4 separate regions of the Homo sapiens genome follow, and regions 1, 2 and 4 are each linked to region 3. A link is a contact called in ENCODE Hi-C data. All regions are on one chromosome and are shown on one strand. The core of a region is the stretch at or near the end of the contact, and the rest is flanking DNA. Distances in the headings are between cores, read along the strand shown.

Region 1 (2,700 bases), core at 74-2,573, 1.7 Mb after region 3:
TCTTCCAGTCATTGCACATGTAAATTACCAGGTAGTCACAATGTAACATAGGGCCTATGTTACTATAATAGAAAAATATCTAACCTAACCCATACTTTGTACAATTAAAATTTACAATATCTCCAGGACCCCCTAACTCATACGATAGGTTTCTACCTCATTGCCTGGATAAAAGCATCCCCTCCAATCTGGTAGCCACTCCCATCCCAACCCACAGCTCCTGTGTGACCCTACCTCTTCTCTTCCTAAGTGCTCTTGCCTGGAATTTTGACTTTGGACTCTGATGTAGAGTAATCATACCTCCTAATGTAGGCAGTACTCATGGTTCTGTCCTGACCCCCCTCTCATTCTCTCCGTACTCTGACCCTGAGCCAACTCATTGTCACAGGTGGCTTCAACATCAATTCTATGTGGATGACTCTCCAATCTTAGTCTCAGTCCTGACCTTCTTTCTTCTGAGTAATGATCTCAAAGGGTAAAGACCAAAAGCTTGGGGCCACAAAGAAAAAAGGCTAAACACTTAACATTTTAAATCACTATTTGAAGCCACCTAAGAGTAGCTTCAAAGAAAGACAGAATTACAAGGGTAAGGTGGTAGTCTTTCTGGGCAGACCCACAGAACACAGATAACCGATGTAAACTCATCTGCCTAACTTTCTGATGAGATTTATAAAAAGTTGGCCTATTGCAAGAAAGATGAAATATTGAGAATCATTTAAGATTATGAAAACATGACTACTGCTGCTCTGAAAAATACTATGACTCTGTGCTTTTCAAGTTAATATTTTATTTAGAAGATGCTTTAGAAGTGACTACCTCTAACGACAAATATCTAACTGCTAGATATCCTCAGTTTGCTAATACAGTGGGATGGAGGGGCTGATTTAAGCCACCCCTTCTTTGGGACACCCAGCACTTCGTGGCTCCCTAGCGGTGTTTCTCCACTAGGGAGCCTTGTGCCCTGCAGTGATGCAACTGTGCTGGTTTCTGTACCAATAGGAAACCGCCTGAGGACACGTGCTGTGTCCTCATTCTCTTAAGGTCCCCTTGGTAAAGTGCATAGTGCCTGAGCCTTAACAGCAGTTTCCAGGTGTCTACTTTCTCCTCTCTGTACCTCAGAGCTCATAAACAGAAGACTCTGTGCTTGCAGCCTCAACTCCCGCTAACTCTTCCACTCCTGAGACCCCCTGAAAGCTGGCTTCTGCTTCAGCCTTAGAATAAGTTTGTTTTCTCTAAAACAGCCCTAGGTGAATAAAGTGCAGTAAACTAGAAGTAAATGGTGCCTCCCCTGCAGGAGGCAGATACTGTGTAGCTCCAGGAAACTGTCGCTGTTAAGGAACAATGGTGAAATCTCCTGGCTTATAAATGTTGATGACTCACCCAATAAATAAGTCATATCCATGGCCTCTGCTCTATGAATTGTCAGCCTCCAGGTTTGGTCCCGCCACTGTTTTTTTCTCTCTCAACTCTCTTTCTGCAGAATCTCAGCTGCCCCACAGCTCCCATATCGCCTCCTATGAATGGCATCCAATTCTCTTTCTCTCACCTTGACCTTTCTCCGGGGAGCCAGGCAGAAGTGTTCTTGCCCTCACACTCCACACTGATCATCAATCCACGGGGGCACCTTGGGAGTCCAAACCTTTGTCTTTATTCCCACTGCAGTCACCAAACGCTTTGTCATTCCTCATCCCTGGCCTCTCCTGTCTGTCATGAATGTCCTGCTGCCATGGAGATCTTCACAGAATGCAGCTCTAATCATCCTGCCTTTCTGAAAAAAAAACAAAACAAAACCTTCAATGACTCCTGCAGGCTGGCCACGAGTACCCTTAGCACAGAAGAAAGCCCCAAATCCTTTGCTTTCCTGCAGTGGTCCTGTTACTGCCATAACATCCCCTCCCCAACGTCACTGGCACCAGCTTCCCCCAGTTCTCTGAATACCTCAAGTTCCTTCCTGCCTTAGGCATTTTCCACCTGCTCTTCTCTCTGCTTAGAAAATGCCTCTCCTCATTTGCATCCCTCTCACTCTCCCAACCCCATAGAGCCCCATCCTGCACCTGGCCAGATTCTACTTTGCGCCTCAGAGTAAACGTGGTGATTTTCTCAAGGAGACTTTCTCAGACCCCACCCCAGACTAGATTAGGCCCTTGAATAGCACCCTGTGACCCACAGGTGTACCAGGACTTTTCTTAGAGACTACCATTGCTCTGATCGTCTGCTTCTTCAAGGCCTGTCTACAGTGTCTCCCCCTCAATGAAGCCCTCCACCCACACTTCTAGCAAAGCCATCTGGCTGCGTCACTCAACTGCTCTGGGCCTCCATCTCCTTATCTATAAAGAGGGGATAATAATAGCAGCTACCCCAGAGGATTGTTCTGAAAAATAAATGGTTTCTGTATGCAAAGTATGTGGTTGTCACATTGAAAAGGCTATCTATGGGTTCCTGTCTTTGCAGCAGATTTGAGGGCTCATGGGGAGAAACCACATCTTACACAATACAACTTTCTCCACTTTTCCTGGATCTACTTCTTCTCTCTTCTCCTTCTCTGCCCTCCTCCCTGCCCCAACCCTGTCCTGGAGTAACTGAAAAACTCCCCACTTCCCCTTCTCACCCAGAGCAACCCATCAACACCCAGATCCCTCAAAGAGTTCTAGTCCCAAATACCGTCAGAATATTTTTCCAAGTAAATACAGTGCTCTTCCT
Region 2 (2,700 bases), core at 122-2,621, 1.1 Mb before region 3:
AAGAGCTTCAGTAAGGCACATAGAAAACCAGCTCCGGATAATGCTTTGAAACCATCTTTTAAATGAACTGCCTTGGTGTCCTATAGTTCATCAAAGGTTTCCTGTCTCCAAAAGGTCAACATTGTATACCTTACCCTTTCTAAATCTCAGAATATCTTTTCAGCTCCTCATTTCAGAAAGGTGAGCAGGTGTCTCTCAGTCCTAACAATCATGATTCCACAGTTCACAGATTCTTAAGATAAATCATTAGAGTGATATCATATATAGTCTTTTGTCTGTTTTTCAGGCTCAAGTTTTTTCTTAAAAAAATCAATAATTTTGGAATAGCTGGGAGTGCTAAAACCCGATTAAATGAAGTGGGGGTCAAAAAGTTGGGATCACATAAACCTCAACTTCCCTATTGACTGATAAATTATCCCCTTCCTTAATTCAGGCTCTGTAACTTCTTTAATATTTAGATCCTAATAACAATTGCTTAGCCAGCTTTGGTAGCACCTGATTTTAATTCTGCTCTCTCGGGCTTCTACTAACAAATGTGTGCACGATGCCTGTCCAGGCTTACAAATCGTCAAGCAGGTCCAGTTGGGTTGAAACCTTTTTACACATCATCTTTTCCTATTTAGGAATAAATGTGGGTTCTTGCTTGGGATACCACTTGTAAGCAACTCCTTCCACAACTATCACCATATGACTAGCTTGGTAGGACAGCTGAATAATAACCGGCTCAGTTATTTCATTTTTAGACAATGCTGGAATTTTTTTAACTGAAACTTTACATTACTAAATTGTTTGATATCAAGAAATTGCTCTAAAGTAAATTATATACAGATTTGGTAAAATGGTCAATTCAAGCATTTCCACTGCATGCATATACATGTGACCATCTTTCTGACCATCAAGACTCCTTTCCAGGGAGATGGTCAAATGCTGCGTGGGCCAGTGTCAGCTACACTGTGGTCTGGCTGATCCTCTCTGTTCTGGTCCTTTTCACCTGTACTTGATATGCGCTTGTAGCCCATTTTCACATTTACCCAGTTACAAGAGCTCACTGACCAACACAAACTCAGGTTAGCAGAGCTTTTCTGAAATTCCACCCTTTTCCTCTGCGTTCAGTGCTACTTACTCCCTTCACTTTTCTTTTCTTTTTTTTTTTTCTTTCTTGCTCATGGCATAACCCTGGGCTGACTAAGGTCACCTTGCTCTGGGCTTGGTGATTGTGTTGCAGCTTGTATGTTACACTCTGCATCCAGTGTCAACACTAGACTTCCTGGTCGTGCTGCTTCAGGCCTGTGATCCTCCACTGCACCCTTTTCATCGATTCCGTTGGTCACAGCAAGCACCAGGGCATTGTGACCATATTACTCGCAGGCTATGTTGTCATGCCAAGACCCACAAGTCACTGGCCAGACCAGTCTAACACGTTTGTTTCTTTATGTGATGAACAAGACTATCTACCCATCCCCTGGTCACTAGGTGGGGGAAAAACCCACTTCCTGGCTCAATGCACTGGGGAAAACAGTCTCCGAGGAAACAGAGCAACCTTGTCTCCATGCTGGTTCCTGTTTCCCTCACTTCAGTGCACACACCACATCCTTCAGGGCCTGAAGTTTAGAGGAGCCAAAGCTGAGTCACCGGGGTGCTACCTTCCCAGCTGCGGCCTTTCAGCACTTAACCCTCTAACCCTGCCTCCCACCATGTAATATATAAATGTGGCTCTGTAGTAAAGTCAGTGATTCATAACAATCCCTTCTCCTGATCCCAAAGAGAGATAGTCTACCATATAAAAATCCCAGCTAAAAGGAAAGGCACTATAATAGTTTTTTTAAATCACAAAAGCTTATTGTTTAATGACTAATTTTAGGTTATTCTGTAAGGCATTAGGGACACAGAGATGGCACAGACACTGCACTCATGGAGCTCCCAATCTAGTGGGGAGATGCACACACTAGATACACACTGTGTGTGCACGTGTGTGTGTGTCTGTGTCTGGGTATGTATGTGAGAGAGAGAGAGAACGAGAGAGAGAGAGAGAGAGGAGAAAGAGAGAGAGAGGAGAAAGAGAGAGAGAGAGTTCTTCCCGTATCATAAGCTAATTAATTACCAAGTATCTCCATGTCAGGCACTGAATCCTGAGCTGGGGAAGGAGTGTAATATCCATATTCCATTTTGCAGATTACAAAGCACTCTCACATACATAGTCTCATCTAGTTGTTTTAGACCCATGTAATATGAACAATATCTAACTATTACAGCTCTTTTATCTTACTAAAGTGGAAAAGCTCCAAAACAAGATTATTGCTTAATGTGAGTCAGTTTTAGGAAAACCTAAGGCAATATTTCTTTATGGATCACATTGATAATGTTATTTCTTCTGGCCTGAAGCACCCTGTAACTCTACCCTCATCTCTCCCTGTACTACCCATCCCCACACTGTCTACATTACCTTTGGGGATGAAAAGAGATAGAGAAATGCCAACTCTAGCTTCAGTTCAATTCTGGCTCCACCATTACTGGCTCCATAACTGTGAACAAGTGACCCTCTGCCTCAATTTTTCTGCCTTTCAAAAACACTAGTATACGAACACAGTTCAGCCAATTCTTTGTCAATTTATTATAAGATTGCCTTTTCTCCCATTTCAAATAACATGTTCCTCATTTCCATTTGAAACCTCATTAAAATGACCTTTACCATCTGTATTT
Region 3 (2,700 bases), core at 176-2,675:
GTCTCAGTGTTGATTTTTGCAACACTGAGCGCCCGTTCCCAACATCAGTAAGGCTTTTCTTTTTAATGAAAAGCAGCCCCAAATCCTTTTCTAAGAGCAGCCTGTGAAGTCGAGCTGCAGGCACAGACAAACAAGGGGGTAGCTTGCTTGGGTGAATGGTGGCAGGAACTACCGACTAGACATGTTTAAGATGAGGGCTCCATCTTCGCTTCTCTGCCAGCCACGTGTACAGTAAGAAGGGGTTACAATAGGCATATGGGTGATTTTGTGCTTTTCGTTCATCTTTTCTGTGTTTAAAATGTTCAGAATAAGAAATTGGAACAAAGGAGACATGAATAGACAATTCCTAATCATCTTTAAGAGTCCGCTTTGTGTTTTACTTACCACCACCACTTTGAAGGCTTTCTTGCCTATACCAGGACAAACTCAGCTCTTTATCCCTTTTCCGAATTTTCCTGGTACTTTCACTTTGAATATAGCGCTTAATTAACATTCTGCCTTGTACCTAGGACTAACACACTATAAATTCCCAGAAGACAAAGTAGGGGAATACAATAACAGGATATAGAATTTTAACAGCTAAATTAGATGAATTTATGGGTGACCTTTATTGGGCAAAAGAAAATGTTAAGTTAGTATAAGATTTAGTATAAGCTACCATCTCAAAACTCAGGGTCTCACTGGAAGAGAAAGTGACTCCAGGTAGAATTCCTCAGGGAGACATTCACTTCCATCATTCGCTGAACCAGGAGCTTTGGACAGCCTCGGATTGCACCCGCATATCCAAGGACACCACATCAGCGGACAAGTCATAAACAGCCTTGGGAATACGCGGAAAGGTCAAATTTACCTAAACAATTAAATTCTCTTTTAAATTTTAAGGAAACACAAGTATGCTTTCGCTTTAGGTAGGGCATTTGAGAGCAAAATGTACTAATACTTTGAATCCGCCAAGCAGACACGATCTGGGTTTGACCGTTCTCTCCGGGTAAAGGTGAAGGCTGACCACGGGGGCCGCTCTCCCTCCAGGCCCCAGCCACGCCCTCTAACCCAGGTTCCCGTCCTGCACCGCGCCGCAAGTCCCCCCACCGTTCAGCGCAACCGGGCCCTCCCAGCCCCGCCGCCGTCCCCCTCCCCCGCCCTGGCTCTCTTTCCGCGCTGCGGTCAGCCTCGGCGTCCCACAGAGAGGGCCAGAGGTGGAAACGCAGAAAACCAAACCAGGACTATCAGAGATTGCCCGGAGAGGGGATGCGACCCCTCCCCAGGTCGCAGCGACGGCGCACGCAAGGGTCACGGAGCATGCGTTGGCTACCCGGCGCCGGGGACCGCTGCCACCCCGCCTAGCGCAGCGCCCCGTCCTTCCGCAGCCCAACCGCCTCTTCCCGCCCCGCCCCATCCCGCCCACGGGCTCCAGTGGGCGGGACCAGAGGAGTCCCGCGTTCGGGGAGTATGTCAAGGCCGTGACCCGTGTATTATTGTCCGAGTGGCCGGAACGGGAGCCAACATGGCAGCGGGGTTCGGGCGATGCTGCAGGGTGAGAGGGAGCCCAGCGGTGCGGTGGGGCTGGAACATGGGTATTGTGGTGTCGGAGCAGGGGGCCCTGGGCCAAAAATAGGTGCGGCCGGGAGGAGTGGGAAGTCGGGCTGAGGAAGGAGCCAGCCTAGGGGCCCCCAACCTGCTTTCACGCCTCCTACCACCGGACGGAACGTAGCCTAGCGTTTCATTTTCCGTATCCTCCCGTCAGGCGACCCCGTTATAGCCGGCATCCTCTCTTTAGAATATCGTTTTTCTTTCTCTGGTAAACCCTCCAAATATTTACCGCGGGAATCCCACCTTTTTCCAAAGTGACCCCGTCTCTGTGTCAGAACCACGGGAAAAAGAAAAATGGAGCAGCTACTCCTTGAAATACTTAATGTTTAATAAGCTTTTCGTTGTAACGTTTCCACGTTGCTTACGGGAAAAAAAAAAGTAAAAAAAAAACCTGCAGAATTTTATGTGAACTTGTGTGTATATTCTAGTATTGGATCTTAATAGATTCTAAATAAGTTTGTCACTAGATGAATTTTGGTATCTTAAATATTCTTGATATGTTCACACCACTGCCATTTAGATGTCACTTAAAATTAAGTTAAAGTTATGTCTTGGACCAAAAAAGCTGCGGTTTTAGAATAATCCTAAAGAATTGCTGCCCATGTTTTGCTGGTGTTATGCAAGTTAATGTGCAGTGAAGGCAGAAATTGGGAGATTTCAGCTATTTTTAACTCCTACACCAGAAAAGCAGATTTCTCAACCTCCAAGGAAGGATCTAAAAAAAACCTGATATAGAAAACTTACACCCTTTTTCTCTTCTTTAACCCATAAAACTGACACTCTTATATTCCCAAGAAATGCACAAAAGTGTTCAATTCTAGTGGTGCTGTTTCGATATTTGGAATTTCATTGTTCTAGACAGAGAGCCCGAAGTAATAAAACCAATAGTTATATAGCATTAGGCTTTCAAAACATTATCGTACTTTAATCGTCCGAAAATACGCAGTGAGATTAGTCCCATTTTTTGGTTTTGAACGGAAGCTATAAGCAGTTTGTAAACCTGTCTACGGCCACAAATATGGTTGTGGAACCTAGATTCACATTCAGCAATTATAACTCCAGATCCCGTGCTGTTTCTGTTTTCTATTTGCAAACCACCTCTCTAATTAA
Region 4 (2,700 bases), core at 120-2,619, 1.7 Mb after region 3:
TCCAGAGTGGGAGGCTGCAGTGGTCCAAACAAGAGTTGATGGTGACACTGGAGTAAAAAAGGGGACAGAGAGAAAGAGGTGTATTTGAGAAGAACTTGTGACGAAAGTCAACAGGACTTCATGTTGGAATGGATATGGGAGCCAACAGGGGGTGAGCTGTTGAAGATGACTTCTGGGTTTTCAACTGGTACAGCTGGGTAGACAGTGGTGGCATTCACTGAGAAAAGACGAGTTCTGTAAAGATAGGGCATGAGTGTAATTTTAGACATGCTGAGTTCAAAGTGCCTTAACATATCCAAGTAGAAAATTTCAGTGAGCAATTAAATATATAGGTCTGGTGTTCAGAGGAAATATCTGAGCTGGAAATACAAATTTGTGAGCCTTTTTAATATAGATAGGACTTGAATTTGTGAGTGGAGATGAGATAGAGAAAGAAAACAAAATTGAGAGAAGAGGCTCTATAGCTGAACACCGAGGAAATTTAAAGTCTTAGTAGAGAAAGATGAAAGAGCAGAAAGACGTAGAAGAAGCCATTAGAGAGATATGAGGAAAATCAGTAGAATGTGGTGTTCCAAAAGCCAGAGAAAACAGTATTTCAGGAGGCAGGGAGTGCCAAATGTGGCTGAGAAGATAAGGAAGAGAGAGACTGGAAAATAATCATTGAATATAGAAACACGGAGGAAATTGAGAACTTTACAAAGCGCTATAAAGTGAAGACACTTAAGCATGTTTTAACTCACAGGAAAGGTCTACTTGTTTGTGAAAAGGAGAATATACAAGTATAAGAGAGAGGAAAGTCTATCTGAATGTGGTAGGACTGGGTTCTCCAGCCCTGGTGGAGAGACTGGCATGAGACCAAAAGAGTCTCGTGTGGGTTAAGACAGAAGGAACATTGATAGGATAGGAGGATGGGTTTGTATATTTAATGGTGGGAAGTCAAAGAGTTCCTGTAAGATGACTTCCAGAGGCAAAGCCATCTGTTGAGATTTCAGGGTTTCAAGAGAGTAGAAGCCTGAACTGTTGTGAAATCTAGCAGGCAATGTGCTAAGGAAACACAACAGGATTACCAAGCATTTCATTTGATATTAGTGAATTGAGAGCCCATTTGACATTAGTGACTAGAAATTTATTTTGACGAATCAATCATTTTCATTTTTTTCATTCCTTTAGCAAATGTTTATTGGGTGGCCTTAGGTGCCAGACACTCTTATAGGCGCTATACTGAGTGTTGTGGAATTCTAGCAGGACACAGAGAAGGTCAGTAATTTGGTTCACACAGTGATGGAATTTTAGCAAATATGTGGTTCAGAAAGGCAGAGAGCAAAGCATTGGCAGAGTATAAGTGGTAATGAGCTGAGGATTCTAAGCAGTTTAGGAAGGAAGTGGGTAGAGAACAATTAGGAGCCAACGCCCAAAAGCACTAGAAGCATATTTGACTTCTTTAAAAATATAACCCTATGTCACTCTTTTAAATCAAGAGTGCTATCTCTTGGTTTAAAAGAATATTTGATCCTAGCAAATTGTGTCATTCTAAATAACAGAGAGGGAAATTCTCTAACAGAAAATGATATTTATTCAGAAATGGGCATTGCAATAGGAATATGGGTGCCATTGTAAACTATGTGTGTATTCAGGGAGGTAAAGGAAGACAAAGGTCTTGTAAGAAAAAAATGAGGAGGATTACATAATAGTTTTGAGATAATTATCCTTGGCTACAAGGATAAGTAACAAAGGTGGTGTCAGTCCAAGTTTGGAAAGGCAATTGCTGGGCAGATGTCCTCAAAGAAGTGTTTTCTGTGTAAGGTTGTGATGGCCTTTGTGTGAAGTTGTAGTTTTTGCAGAATTTTTTGTGGTAGTTTTGTTATCAAGAACTTGTGCGTGAGAATCCTCCCTTTATGGCCTTCCCAAGCACTGTTTTTCAGCTGTTTTTGGTTTTGTTTTTTTCTTGTTGACACAAGTGACTCTATTTTGATTCTGATAACTTTCACATTTCCCCCCTTTTGATCAAGATCTTTTTCTGAAAGTATCACCATTCAATCATCCTGTAGTTAGATTTTCATTGTCCCTTGGTGCCAGGATGTGTCCCAGATTGTTGGTCTGGTCCCATATCAGAAGACGTGATTGGTGAGTAGGAATCTGTGTCAAAAGCGTTCTAGCCACATTTGAGCAACAAGGGAGGCTTGGAGGAAATGGCTCTCAGGCTAAGTCTACCTGGAATTTATTGCTATGTTCAGTTTTGTCTATTCCATAGTATTTTGGCCACAATCTCAAAGCACTGGGCCAGCATTATTCTGTTAGGAGTTGTACTTCTGCAGAAATTTAACAAGCAACAGGTACAAGTTTTAAAAACAAAAATATAAAATAAAATTAATAGTAATATGGTAAATCCAAGTTTGTATAATGGTTTTGAGCCATGAATCCAGTCTTAAAGACAAACAATTGAATAAAGCAAATGACCATTGAGAATTAGATGACATCTGTTGTTACTGTGTGACCCATTTAAAAAATTCTGTGGATATGGGCCTCAACTTCCCCAGAGGAATTTACCCAAGTATAACATGTAGTATTAGTGGAAGCGTAGACTTTTTTTTATTTAAACAATAGATACCTAAGAGGTCATGTTCTTTTAAGTTATGAGCAGAAGCTGCTGATTGTGAAATCTGAATTACATCATTATCTTGCCAAAGAAAAAGGTAAGCA

Evidence for each region. Hi-C counts contacts between places; a loop is a spot of excess contacts on that map. Pooled maps may share reads with other maps.
Region 1: a map with no recorded cell type shows a loop between it and region 3 (7-fold over the local background). The contact joins the enhancer-like site here to the promoter of ACADM in region 3. A Hi-C loop is called at or near these places in 4 of 37 single-sample maps with no recorded cell type and 2 of 50 pooled maps.
Region 2: a pooled map shows a loop between it and region 3 (10-fold over the local background). The contact joins the enhancer-like site here to the promoter of ACADM in region 3. A Hi-C loop is called at or near these places in 2 of 37 single-sample maps with no recorded cell type and 3 of 50 pooled maps.
Region 4: a pooled map shows a loop between it and region 3 (5-fold over the local background). The contact joins the enhancer-like site here to the promoter of ACADM in region 3. A Hi-C loop is called at or near these places in 4 of 50 pooled maps.

What each region holds. Positions count from the first base shown.
Region 1 is chr1:77,411,273-77,413,972 of GRCh38, forward strand. The region is part of intron 7 of AK5 (adenylate kinase 5); the gene reads left to right. Among named protein-coding and RNA genes, the nearest start is that of AK5, 130 kb to the left of the region's middle. Within about 2 kb of position 1,324, at least 4 of the 41 ENCODE cell types and tissues checked have a DNase peak (open chromatin) inside an H3K27ac peak, as active enhancers do.
Region 2 is chr1:74,651,405-74,654,104 of GRCh38, forward strand. All of the region lies in intron 1 of ERICH3 (glutamate rich 3), which reads right to left. Among named protein-coding and RNA genes, the nearest start is that of ERICH3, 21 kb to the right of the region's middle. Within about 2 kb of position 1,372, at least 4 of the 41 ENCODE cell types and tissues checked have a DNase peak (open chromatin) inside an H3K27ac peak, as active enhancers do.
Region 3 is chr1:75,723,284-75,725,983 of GRCh38, forward strand. It overlaps ACADM (acyl-CoA dehydrogenase medium chain), which reads left to right and starts at 1,426. Exons shown (of 12, transcript NM_000016.6): 1 at 1,426-1,534. The coding sequence starts at 1,505. It also overlaps a transcript of SLC44A5 not described here. RefSeq lists enhancers at 812-901, 1,552-1,641 and silencers at 1,272-1,321, 1,372-1,421.
Region 4 is chr1:77,430,167-77,432,866 of GRCh38, forward strand. The region is part of intron 8 of AK5 (adenylate kinase 5); the gene reads left to right. It overlaps LOC124904202 (a long non-coding RNA gene), which reads right to left. Exons shown (of 2, transcript XR_007066178.1): 2 at 2,567-2,700. Among named protein-coding and RNA genes, the nearest start is that of AK5, 150 kb to the left of the region's middle. Within about 2 kb of position 1,370, at least 3 of the 41 ENCODE cell types and tissues checked have a DNase peak (open chromatin) inside an H3K27ac peak, as active enhancers do.